Linked DNA regions of Mus musculus: region 2 is linked to region 1. Evidence: chromatin contacts called from ENCODE Hi-C or POLR2A ChIA-PET data. All regions are on one chromosome and are shown on one strand. Each heading gives the region's core, a stretch centred on a gene start or an enhancer-like site at or near the end of the contact. The rest is flanking DNA. Distances are from core to core; before and after follow the strand shown. Region 1 holds the start of 3300002A11Rik (RIKEN cDNA 3300002A11 gene). Region 2 overlaps Foxn3 (forkhead box N3).

The links. Hi-C counts contacts between places; a loop is a spot of excess contacts on that map. ChIA-PET counts read pairs that join two places held with the same protein, here RNA polymerase II (POLR2A).
Region 2: a map of gastrocnemius shows a loop between it and region 1 (2.3-fold over the local background). The contact joins the enhancer-like site here to the promoter of 3300002A11Rik in region 1. A Hi-C loop is called at or near these places in 3 of 37 maps with a recorded cell type or tissue (gastrocnemius and heart). POLR2A ChIA-PET finds 5 or more read pairs at or near these places in 4 of 5 experiments (Patski and embryonic stem cell).

The regions. Positions count from the first base shown.
Region 1 is chr12:99,338,724-99,344,153 of GRCm38, forward strand. 3300002A11Rik (RIKEN cDNA 3300002A11 gene) reads left to right here and starts at 2,308. Exons shown (of 3, transcript NR_166805.1): 1 at 2,308-2,502. Foxn3 (forkhead box N3) reads right to left here. Exons shown (of 6, transcript NM_183186.2): 3 at 2,699-2,811. RefSeq lists an enhancer at 1-2,548.
Region 2 is chr12:99,372,156-99,377,817 of GRCm38, forward strand. All of the region lies in intron 2 of Foxn3 (forkhead box N3), which reads right to left. Among named protein-coding and RNA genes, the nearest start is that of Gm51999, 17 kb to the right of the region's middle. Within about 2 kb of position 2,362, at least 2 of the 3 ENCODE cell types and tissues checked have a DNase peak (open chromatin) inside an H3K27ac peak, as active enhancers do; they include gastrocnemius, where a contact is called at or near this core.

The DNA.
Region 1 (5,430 bases), core at 1,058-3,557:
TGGAAAACAGGCGCAAGCCAACAGACTGCAATGTTTAGCATTCTGTTTGGATGGGAACAAGGTTTGGGGCAGTGTTTTCAGACTCCTGGATTTCCTCACAGAGCTTCCAGCCACCTGCAGCTTAGGCCAGGGCTGCTGCCAAGCACACCTGCAAGGGACAGCATTAGCTGCCCTTCTTGTATAATCACTGTCTTCTCTCACATGCCAAACACCAGCTCTGTGGAAGCCAAACACTACCCAGGTGCCCTTCACAGTGGCTCCACATGGGGCTGACAAGGACCCCTTGAGTCACAGTAGACCTGGCCAGATCAGGTTAACTCAGCATTTTGGTATCTGTTTATGGCTGGCTGTTCCACTTCCGGCCTCCTGGAATTACATCACCAAGTGGCCTGGTACAGAGAAATTCTTCACCAGTTTCGGTGTGAGCTCTCACACCATAGGCTGGCTTCTCAAGCAAACCCTTTCCAAGGCATGGAGAGAGCACCGTGCTCTCTGGATTCAAATCATGAAGATGTGGGCTGGAATCGCCTCACTAGTGATCTGATGGACTTGACATCTAAGCACCTTGATATGGAAGGAGCTGGTTAACTGCAAGGGACAGAACTGGATCTGAAGTGGTCATCTGGAAATCATTTACTGTAAAAGCCCTAGTTCATCTGCATTTTCATGCCCGTGCTAAGACTCTAGAGAAGTCATTAGGTTACAGCCAGCTCACAATACCTCTGGCCTGTGTGTATTCTACTTGCTACCCCCAGAGTTCTATTATAATCCTTCAAATTATTAAATAATTGCAGTGTTTCCCTGGGGGTCACATTTGGCAACAAGGCACTGGCCTAAATGAACCAATGACACGACCCAGTGAATAACACTTACATTTTTAACTTGCTAGAAGCAAACGGGTGTGACATACTTCTAAGGGAGAAACTAGAGAAACTAGTGGGGTGGGCTTGGAAACTGAATATCGACAGTATTGCAATAATTAGTGCCAGGCTCCCCACCAACCCCATAAAAAAGCAACTCTCTAACCCCAATCCCAGCTTCTATTTCAGGAATGGCTACCATCACAAGAAGAGAGGCAGGCATATGGCTCTCCCCTTCTGGACATTCCTACAATGTAGGCTAGGCTGCTCTGGAAAATCCCATCTCTTCCTCCTACAGCTATATGACCTCGAGTTGTCATTTCAAATAAAGTATGCTTCCACTGATTTTTATGAACACAGACAAAAGCAGCTACAACCTTCCTTCCCCCAGCCCCCCAAAAATACCCTTGCGAACCAACTGTAGTTGCTATGTAGGGTTATTTGTTTCTAAGGCAACAGCTTATGTCTAAGTACTAATGGCCTGTCCTTTTGCCAGGCAACAAACAGCCTTGTGATGCAAGTGCACCTGTCTCAGCTACGCGTTACTATGGAGACACTCCAGTTACTATGGCTACCATCACGCTAATCGCCTAGCAAAGGCAGACATACAGCAGTCTTCTCATAGAGCCCAGCTGCTTCTCCCGTCTCTTGCCGGAGACTGATTGTCTAGGGTCTGTGATGGAACGCACAAGAACTTCATTAATGCCACGTTGGAAGGCTCACTCTGTGTGCCCTCCTGCAGAATAAACATCAGAACAGAAAAATCTGCAAGTGGACTGTAAAATTCCCCAGCCTTCTGACACCGGGCCATTCCCAATTAACATAAATGTCTACTCCACTGGCAGTTTCTCTTAACCAGTTAACAAAGGAAATGCTGCTACATGCCTTCTAGAACTTCTTGGTAGGGGACTGGAAAGATGGTTTAGTGATCTAAGAGCACCGGCTGCTCCTCCAGAGGATCCAGGTTCAATTCCTAGCACTGACACAGTGGCTCAAATCGCCTGTAATTCCAGTTCCAGGGGATGCAATGCCCTCTTCTGGCCTCCACAGTCACCAAGCATTCAAATGCTACACAGACATAAATGAAAGTGAAACAGCTGTACACTTAAATAAAGTAATTTTCAAACTTTCTTAGTGGGCCTGATGACAAGCACCGTGAAGAGCTAAGACTCCATCCACAGGTTGAAATCCGGCTCTTTGTTCTGTAAGGCCCTTTCTTCTAACTTAGCACTGACATGCTTTTTAAACTGTGACAATCTACCTAACACCCCTCCCATTGTATATTTGTAAAAATGCACTCATGACCTCAGTCTCATGACAGCCAGACACGTGAGGAGGGAAAGTGGCCATGGTTCTCAAGACAAACACTTAGTAACCACAACAAACCCATCACTCAGGAGCCTGTCGACATGGAAACCGGATGACAACAACCGAGCCTGCCTTCTTTCCACATCTCTAGAGGCAGGCCATGGGAAGGTGGAATCACCTGTGTGCCTCACCGCTCTTATTCCAACAAAGCGTGACCCGCAGAGATAGAAAAGCTGTCCACTTTCCTCTGTAACCGATTCTACCCAGGAAGACGCTATTTACCTACCAGGAGCCCTTCCGGAGCCACACCCGCTCAGTCGGAGCTACAGAAGCGGTAAGCTTCCCAGGAAATGCATAGCCAATGGATGTGCCTCCTCATCAGACTTAATTCTTTTTCCCATTAGTCTGTAGTTATTTTTAAAACATTCATACGGCCTACTAAATTAGTTTTAGAGACTGTCTCTGCTAAAATAACAAAATTCCAGGAGACTTTAAGAAAACAAAAACCCCCGATAGTGCGAGTCACTTACCTTTGATAAGCCTGAGGAGTAGGAGGTGGGTGGTAAGGTGTCTTTTTCAGAGCCTGAATTAGATTTTGTCTATACTCTGGGTCGATGCACCACAATGACCCTTTCCCAATACTCTGCAAAGAAAAATTAAAATGAAAACATATTAATACAGTACAGAGAATTTTGTGGTAGGCAAATACAGGGCTATATTGTAGTTATTCTCCAAAGTTTCCTGTTCATTTGCTAATGATTTCTCAGGCTGACAACAGGACACCATTAAATGCTCTCTGCTCCTCTTTGCCCCGAGTAGATGAGGTCAGATGAACATGTAGCTACCAGATTATGTTGATGCAATAACATGACTGTCAAATCTGAACTACCCCCAACCCAAAATCCCTTATTTCTCAGTATGAATCTGGAGGAATATTCAGACTCGTCCAGAAGTCTCTAACTTGGCTGACGTTCATGGGCGCTGAGAAGACCTTTCGAAGCTCCATCTCTGCTCTAAAAACCCCAGCTGTTTTAAACCACATTATCTTGGCACGATCTTACAAAAATGGAAACGTAATCCACTCATTGTTTTTGGTATCCCGTCCCCCTTGCTCACAAAAGAACATTTATGCTTGGAATGGAATTTATAATTACCTTCCCCTCAGAAACAAAAGACCTGGCAACAATAGCAAACCTAAGCCAGAATTCAAAGTATTTTTTATTTTTATGGGGGGGGGGTGTCCTTCAGTTCACAGCAATCTGCTCTTGTCTCTAGGAATCTTTAGAAGAGGTCACACTTTAAAAGTGTAAATTGGCTAAAACTGTTCCCTGGGGGGAAGGGGGCAGCTTTCCCTGAAGGCCACTTTTGGGCTGGCTGGAGGCAATTGGTCTGAGATCAGCTTTAACAGTGGGTGGGGGTGGGGAACAGCTGCTCTCGCCTGCCCTGCTTTCAACTGGGTCAGTGTACCCAAACCATTTGAGAAGGTCAACAGTAAATATTTACGGATTTGGAACGAAAAGAAGCTAAATGACCTAGTCCCACCCCACCCATGCTTCCTTTGTAATTTCCCTCACTCTCCTCTACAAAGCCTGGTGGTGTCTTCCAACATTGAGAAAAGCAAACATGAAAACCTTTAAACTAACACAGAGAGGCAGCAAATTACAAGGAGATCACATGGAAGGACCACTAAATCTAAGCCATTCCAAAAAAAAAAAATCTTTGAAGAATTTTCCTAGTCTGCATTTCAGTTATCACGTCACCAAGTAGTGTTCTTACAAGCCTTGTGTGTTCACAGCACTCGTAAATAGTTCTCAAGCCTGTGTAACAGCAGCAGGACACCTAGAATGAACCATTCCCAGTGTTCTGGGGTCAGGGCAGTCCTACAAAGTCATTCATGGTCAAAGGCCATACCCAGAACCATGCCGGTCACCTGGTCCCTGGTCCCAGAGCATCTATGCTGAAGATATATCTGTAGGGTTTAATGATCTGGGCAGTCAAAGATCTCAAAGTCATTTATTTCCTTTCCTGTACATGTTTTTAAGTCTGGCATAGTTTGCAGGGTTTGACCAGACTTTCCAAGTAAAGCAGGTTCTACACCCTCTATCTCTTCCTGTGGAGTATGATGCATGGTGTACTTTAAAAAGGTAAGGTGTGGGCAGAGCCGGGAAGACAGTGAGTTACCACACTGAAGTAAAAGAAGCCATCAAAGCACCCACCAAGCTGCAGGTGGGAGGGCTGGCCTGACCTTCTTCATCCAAGGCTCTCAGTTGAGCCCTGAGCCAGGAGACCAGTGCACAGCATGTCCTAAGCTGCAGGGAAGACCATAGCCAAGATGCAATAGAAACACTTCTGCCAGGAGATGGCCCCAGCAGCAGGCGCCTAACTAGGGGCCTTTGTTTTCATCAACATGGCTGTCAAGGAGGCAGGTGGATTTCTGAGTTTGAGGCCAGCCTGGTCTACAGAGTGAGTTCCGGGGACAGCCAGGGCTACACAGAGAAACCCTGTCTCAAAAACAAAACAAAACAAAACAAAACAAAACAAAACAAAACAAAGATAGCTGTCAAGGCAGGGCAGGTTTCATCTTTCACCCACCTGGAACCCCCCCCCCCCAACAAAGCAATCAGGGCCCAACCAGCCTTCCTGGGTGAGCAACTGTAAGCCAAGAATGCGCTCCTCCCAACCCCAACTCAAGTATCCTGTTTATAATGCTGTAATGTTATTTAGAGTGGATAGAATAAAGCCCTGACTGTGCACAATAGTTCCCCAGTAAGAGATCCAGCTGCTGAGTGGAAGGGTGGAGAACCAGAATGGGAAGTCTGGAGCCATCCATGGTGCCGGAGAAAGTCATGGCTCCCTCACTGGTGAGAGACAGGCAAATGGCCCAGGGATGGTGTGTTATGAAACCCTAACATGGTGGCCATGCCCGCATGTATCACTGAAGAGATCTTAAGAAAGAGGACATACCTGCCTAGACGTGCTCCATAACCTCACATCTGATGGAGTTTTGACTCCAGCAGAGGCAGGAGAGGGGTTCTTGCACACTGAAGGGTTTAACATGGCCACTGCTCACGTGCTGGATAGGTTGGTGAGATCTTTTGGTATTCTAGTCTAACCCTGCCCCCCCCCCCTTCCCCGGTGTCTCTCTCCGCTTCCCGTGCACCCTCCCGTGCACCCTACACACCAGTTCTGGCCATAGTAACTTCTTTACTCGGGCATGGCCACCATGTTAGGGTTTCATAACACACCACTGACAACCACCCAG
Region 2 (5,662 bases), core at 1,112-3,611, 33 kb after region 1:
AGATATCCTGGGCTGGGCAGCTGCTTCATACACAAGCATGAGGACCCAAGTGTTAAAACAAGATGTGGTGACTCTCCTTCACTGGGGAGGCAGAGTCAAGGGGATCCCTGGTGCTCTCGGGTCAGGACGAATCAGCAAGCTCTAGGTTCAGTCAAAGGCCTTGTCTCAAAACACAAGGACAGCGATTAAAAAGGACAGTGATGACAACCTCTGGCTTCTACACACACACACACACACACACACACACAGAGAGAGAGAGAGAGAGAGAGAGAGAGAGAGAGAGAGAGAGAGAGAGGGAGAGGGAGAGAGAGAGAGAGAGAATATGCCCAACTCCCATACAACAGCTCAGAGGTTCTTATTAAGTTCATGAAATCTGTTATTCTAAGAGCCGGCGATCTGAGACATACTGCAGGACACATCACTCCAGGCAATAGAGAGCAAAAAGGGCTGTGTGCTGACCTGGCCTGGTGGCTCTGTGATGAGTACCAGGGGAGACAGGAAAGAGTAGGTAGGTAACTCAAAAGCAAGAGATGAAGGATAGTGTGCTAGGAAGGAGGAGATGGAGAGTCACTCAGGGGCAGAAGCAAAGGAGCTCACTGAGTCACCAGGTGTGGGGCTGAAGACAGGAGTGTCCAGAGCCACCCAAAGCATCCCACCAGAACCCAGCTTACATACTTTGTGTCCTCCAATGCCCTCAGCACAAACCCTGCATCAATTAAGACCTCAGTATCTGTGGTTGAATCCCAAAGAACAAGAGGGTCACTACCCCTGTAGTCCTATACCCCTGAACCTCCAACCACCAAACCCTGAGGATGGAGCTGAGAGGGGGTTCATTCCATTGCTCCATAAGTCATGAAATAACAGAATGGTCAGCAGGATTCAAACCAACAGGACAAATCCACCATCAATCAAAACAAGAACCATTAAGTAAATATAAGAAGAAAGCATTTAAAATAAGAACCCAGCATCTGAAGACCTTTCCTTGTTTAAATAGAAATCTGGTCCATACGCTCAGCCCAAAACATGATATCTCCATCAAATCCCCTCCCAAGCTCAGGGAACCCTGTAGAAGAGGAGGTGAGGCTCTAATTCCTCTGTGTGAAAAGCCTGCTCTATATATTATGGTTTCCAGATTGGTGTTCTTGTGAGACTCCTCAATGTGTGAATGAGTGGGTCTGTGTTTCTTGTGCCTTCTCTTGGGCCCTCTTCCTTCTGTTCACTTGCTTTGTCCAATTCCAATGTGTTTGTTCTTGTTTTATCTTATTACATTATATTTTATTATTATCCCTTGGAGGTCTATGTGTTTTCTACTGAGAGATAAAAGGGGGCGGGTCCAGATAGGAAGGGAGGTGGGGGAGGGGAGAGGGGAGGGGAGGGGAGGGGAGGGGAGGGGAGGGGAGGAATGGAATCTGGCCCAGGTCAGTGAACCCTATGGATAGCACTGAGTATCAGCTATGGTCTTTCTCTCCATGAATTTCTAGGCAACAAAAATTCTTCCTATAGTAGACACAGGAAGCTAAGGCACATGGAGACTGCACTCAGGAACAACTACTGGCTCCCTACCGCCTTCAGGACACTACAAGCTTTGAGCCAGGTCCCCAGCCCAACTGCTTTCAGGACAGAGTCCTAGCCCCTCAGCACAGCATGCAAGAAGGTGCGGTATACCTTGGCCCCTTTCCCAAACCCCCTTGTCTCTCCCAGCCACAGGAACCATCTGCCTCCATACTGAAGAAAGTCTCAGAAGGTAGCCCAGACTCTCAGCAAGTCTCCGATGCTCTCTGAGCCTCTAATTCCACCGTGTAAAAAGCCTGTGCTATCTAATTTACAGTTGTTGTGAAGCCGTAAGACCCTGAATACAAATGGTTCTCACCATTCCACAGAGCCCCAGCAGACCCCTGTGGAAAGTTCTGATCCCAATTTTCACACTCAGTGTCATTTCCACCTCTGCGTCACAGCCATCGCTGGTGGCCTGCAGCGCCCTCCTTCTGACAGCTGCTAATGCAATCCTTTCTTCTCCTCAGGCCCCTCCAGTGGCACTGCTATCCAGGATGGGCCATTTGCGCCGCCAAAGCTTCAACCCATGTAACTCTGGCCACTGGCCAACCCCTTGGCAATCACCCAGTGCCTTCCTGGTCTGTTTTAATTCTCACCCAGTCTTGACTACCGGAGTTCTGTGAAGTTTTTGTATCACTAGTCCCTGGGATGGAATAATCTATCACATTTCTCCCCATTTTGAAAGACAGTACGGTGACATGGCTGGTACACGGTGGTGGATTGCTCAATCCCTCGATCTGGAAAACCAGGACAATGTGTGTTAGACAGCTGGCATTCATTCCTGCCTACATCAGGGGCCTTGAGTTCGCTCAACCCCGTGACCATAGGCCATTTGAGGACAGCTGGCAGGAAGGAGGAGACACCAAAGAACGCTGGGGTTGTTGTGGGGCAGCCACTGCAGGTCTACGGGAGTGAGAGAAAGGTGAAAACTTCGCAGGCATGCAACACAGACTCCTTTCCGTATGCTCTGATACCCTCCACTGACAAAAGCAATTAGGAGAACGATAGGTGTCACTTCACAATTCCAGGTCACAGTTCACCATCCCAGGGAAGTCAAGTGGCAGGAGCTTGAAGCATCTTGTCACATCCAGTCAAGAGCACTGAGAGAATGCTTAGTGCTCAGCTAGCTCTCTCCCTTTTATCTAGCCAAGGAATTCTAAGCCTAGGGAATGGTGCCACCCATAGTGGGTAAGCATAATCAATAGAGTTCCTACACATGCCCATGGGAAAACCTGATCCAGAGAGTCTCCCACTAAGACTCTGTTTCCAGGTGAGCCTCAGTCCTGTCAGACTGACTGTTAGATCTAACCATCACTACATTGTAAAGAAGCAGAAGGGGTTCCTGCGACACTCCTAAAGTTGCCCAGTGTGCTGATATCCATCACCTCCAACAGCCCAGCACTAACTCCTCAAAAGTGAGTGTTGGACTGTTTGCTTGCTTGCTTTGGAAATGAGGTCCTACTGTGTAACCCAAACTGGTGCCTCTAGAATTTAAGGATGACAACCAGACGTGTGTCACCATGTCAAGGCTTCTGATGTTTTTATTTTCAGTAATAAAATGGTTTCTGAGGATGGGAAACAGAAATATTTCATTACGAGGGTATTTTAAGGTTAGGGCTCACTCTATAGAGCCCCAGAGAGACAGCCTTCCCAACAGCGATCCTAAATTCTCAGCCATGTCCCTGTTCTGCCCAGGGCTGAACACCTGACTCATCTGGAATGACGATGACAAGCATGCCACACAAGGATGAGGGTGGGCGCCTGCTTACTGGACACTGGGTCTAGATCACTCTCATCACAGACACAGATACACACATTCCAGTACAGCAAGACACGGGTGGGGAGTTGGCAGACATTGAGAGCCATGTGGAAGAAACCATGAAGCCAGACCAGATACCCAGAGAAGAGCAGTGCTCAGTGTCCACGTGGTCTCAGAAGGACAGGACCAGTTCCAGGCACAGCGGACCTGAGGTGAGCTGTGTTGCTCCTGGGCTCTGGCCTATTGGACTGCTTATTACATCCCTAAGATAGATGTTCTTTTACTTAAGCCAACCGAGGTGGCTTTCTTTTCCTTGTAACCAAATATTCTCTGACTATAGCATTTTGTCAAACCAAACAAAACCACTCCTCTAGGAAAACCCTCTTATAATCTATTTCAACTGACAGCAACTATTTTTGTCTGATTTATTACCACTGAGCGCCCTTCCTCTGGAAGGGGGAAGGGCTGCGATCTCTCTTAAAGCTAGGCTAGTTTTACACCAGCAGGGCCAGCCTGTGTGTGTAGCCCTTCATAATGCATTTGAACTAGTTTGGTCAGCTTACCAGGAAAGCAAGGGAGCCACCACATCAGTATCTCTGTTGCTAAGGCAACTGCTTACTTTCCATATCAACTGCACACTCGTTGCTATGGAGACGCACATACAAAAAAAAAAAAAAAAAAAAAAAAAAAAGTCCTTCTCTGGCCAGGGACCAGATGGCAGAGAACTCACCGAAGTCTTGGGGTAGGGGACTTTGCTAAATAGGATGCTAAACGGATGTGTCCTGGAGTGCACTTTCTCTCATCACATAGGAGATGCAGAGCTACTCCAAACACATTTAGGATTTGCATCCTTATTGCAGAAAGCAAAGAGCTAAAACAGAGATCGGACTTCTTTCTGACTGAGAGGTAATCCAGGAACTCTTGGTTCCGTTCCCTGTGCACTTCTTAGTTATTCCATTGCCTCTGCATTGCCTAACTTACACCTGGACCCTGACTTTCACCGAGCTTCATGTTCATACAGCAAACATTCAACTTGAAGGCTCTACTTAGATAGTTTAACGGTAGCTCAAAAAAGAGACAGGCAGACAGACAGAAGACAGACAGACAAAAACATTGAGGCTCGGCATGGTAATACAAACCTTTAATCTCAGCACTCGGGATGCTGAGGCAGGTGGATTTCTGTGAATCGGAGACTAGCTAGGGTTACATAGTGAGACCCTGTTTCTAACAAAAAAACCCTATCTCAAACTGAACACTAACAAATTCCTACCCTACCTCTCCACCCAAATGTGCCCACGTACCTGCACCCACAGACTGCGATCTTGAAGCACGCCAGAGTAACCGTCACCACTCAAAGGCCAATACTCTGCTCCTGTCCCTTTAAATGTCCAATTCTGCTTCTATAGATTTCCTGAAGCCTTCTTGCTGCTCTTTGGACATTCGCAACCATTACCACCTCAGAGCCTTCGCAGGGCTTTGTCTTGCTGTCCAAGGCGCGCCCAGCCAGTTCCTCTGAAGAGCCTCTTGAACTCACCGCCCTCCTGTTCCCTTCTACTGCATCTCCTCCCTCTAACTTTCTTCACCGCACCCATCACTACCTGCCCGGCCCACGTAATGAAGTGCTGTTTAGCTCATCTTCCACCCCCCATCCTTAGGACAGTCTAGATCACCCAGTGTCTGACAGGTACGGCCTTTGTGAACTGTTCGTTGTTAAATGAAGGGAGGCTACTTTTTTCTGCAAATAAGAGTTAATTTTTACTTTGCAAACTCCGTGTTCCTTGAGGTCTTCCGAGCTCAGCACAAACACTATCTATCGCCTTACATGACATCATCCACAGCTGACTCACCCAGCATCCCGGGACTTACACCAGCATCCCGGGACTTACACCAGCAGTGTTGGGGGAGCCAGGGGGGTGGGGGGGGGGGGGTTACGTCCTGGCTCTGTGCCAGGCAGCTTGGAGTCAGTGTTCACATGATTTGACCTTTCTTTCTAAGACAGCATATACAAAGGTTCTGCTTCCTGAGTGTCTTCAAGCTAATGACATTAGTTGAATCACTTATAGGTCTTGTCCCAGAGGACAGGCACAGCCTTCCAAGAGACACTTCAAAGAGATCCTGTAAGTGGAGGGGAACCCTGGACTAGAGCCCCTAGGGTCCAGAGGAGACCTGGAACACCCTAGGAGCTGTAAGGGGAAAGATGTGGGAGCAGCCAGCTCTGCCAGTATTTACTGCCTCCTGCTGAGTTCAAGGCACAGGTACTCAAACAAGCCCAGGCGGGAGACCTAGCTCAAAATCAAAGGCTCTGTTCCTGGAACTGCTGGGAATCTTACAAAGCAAACCATCAAGTTA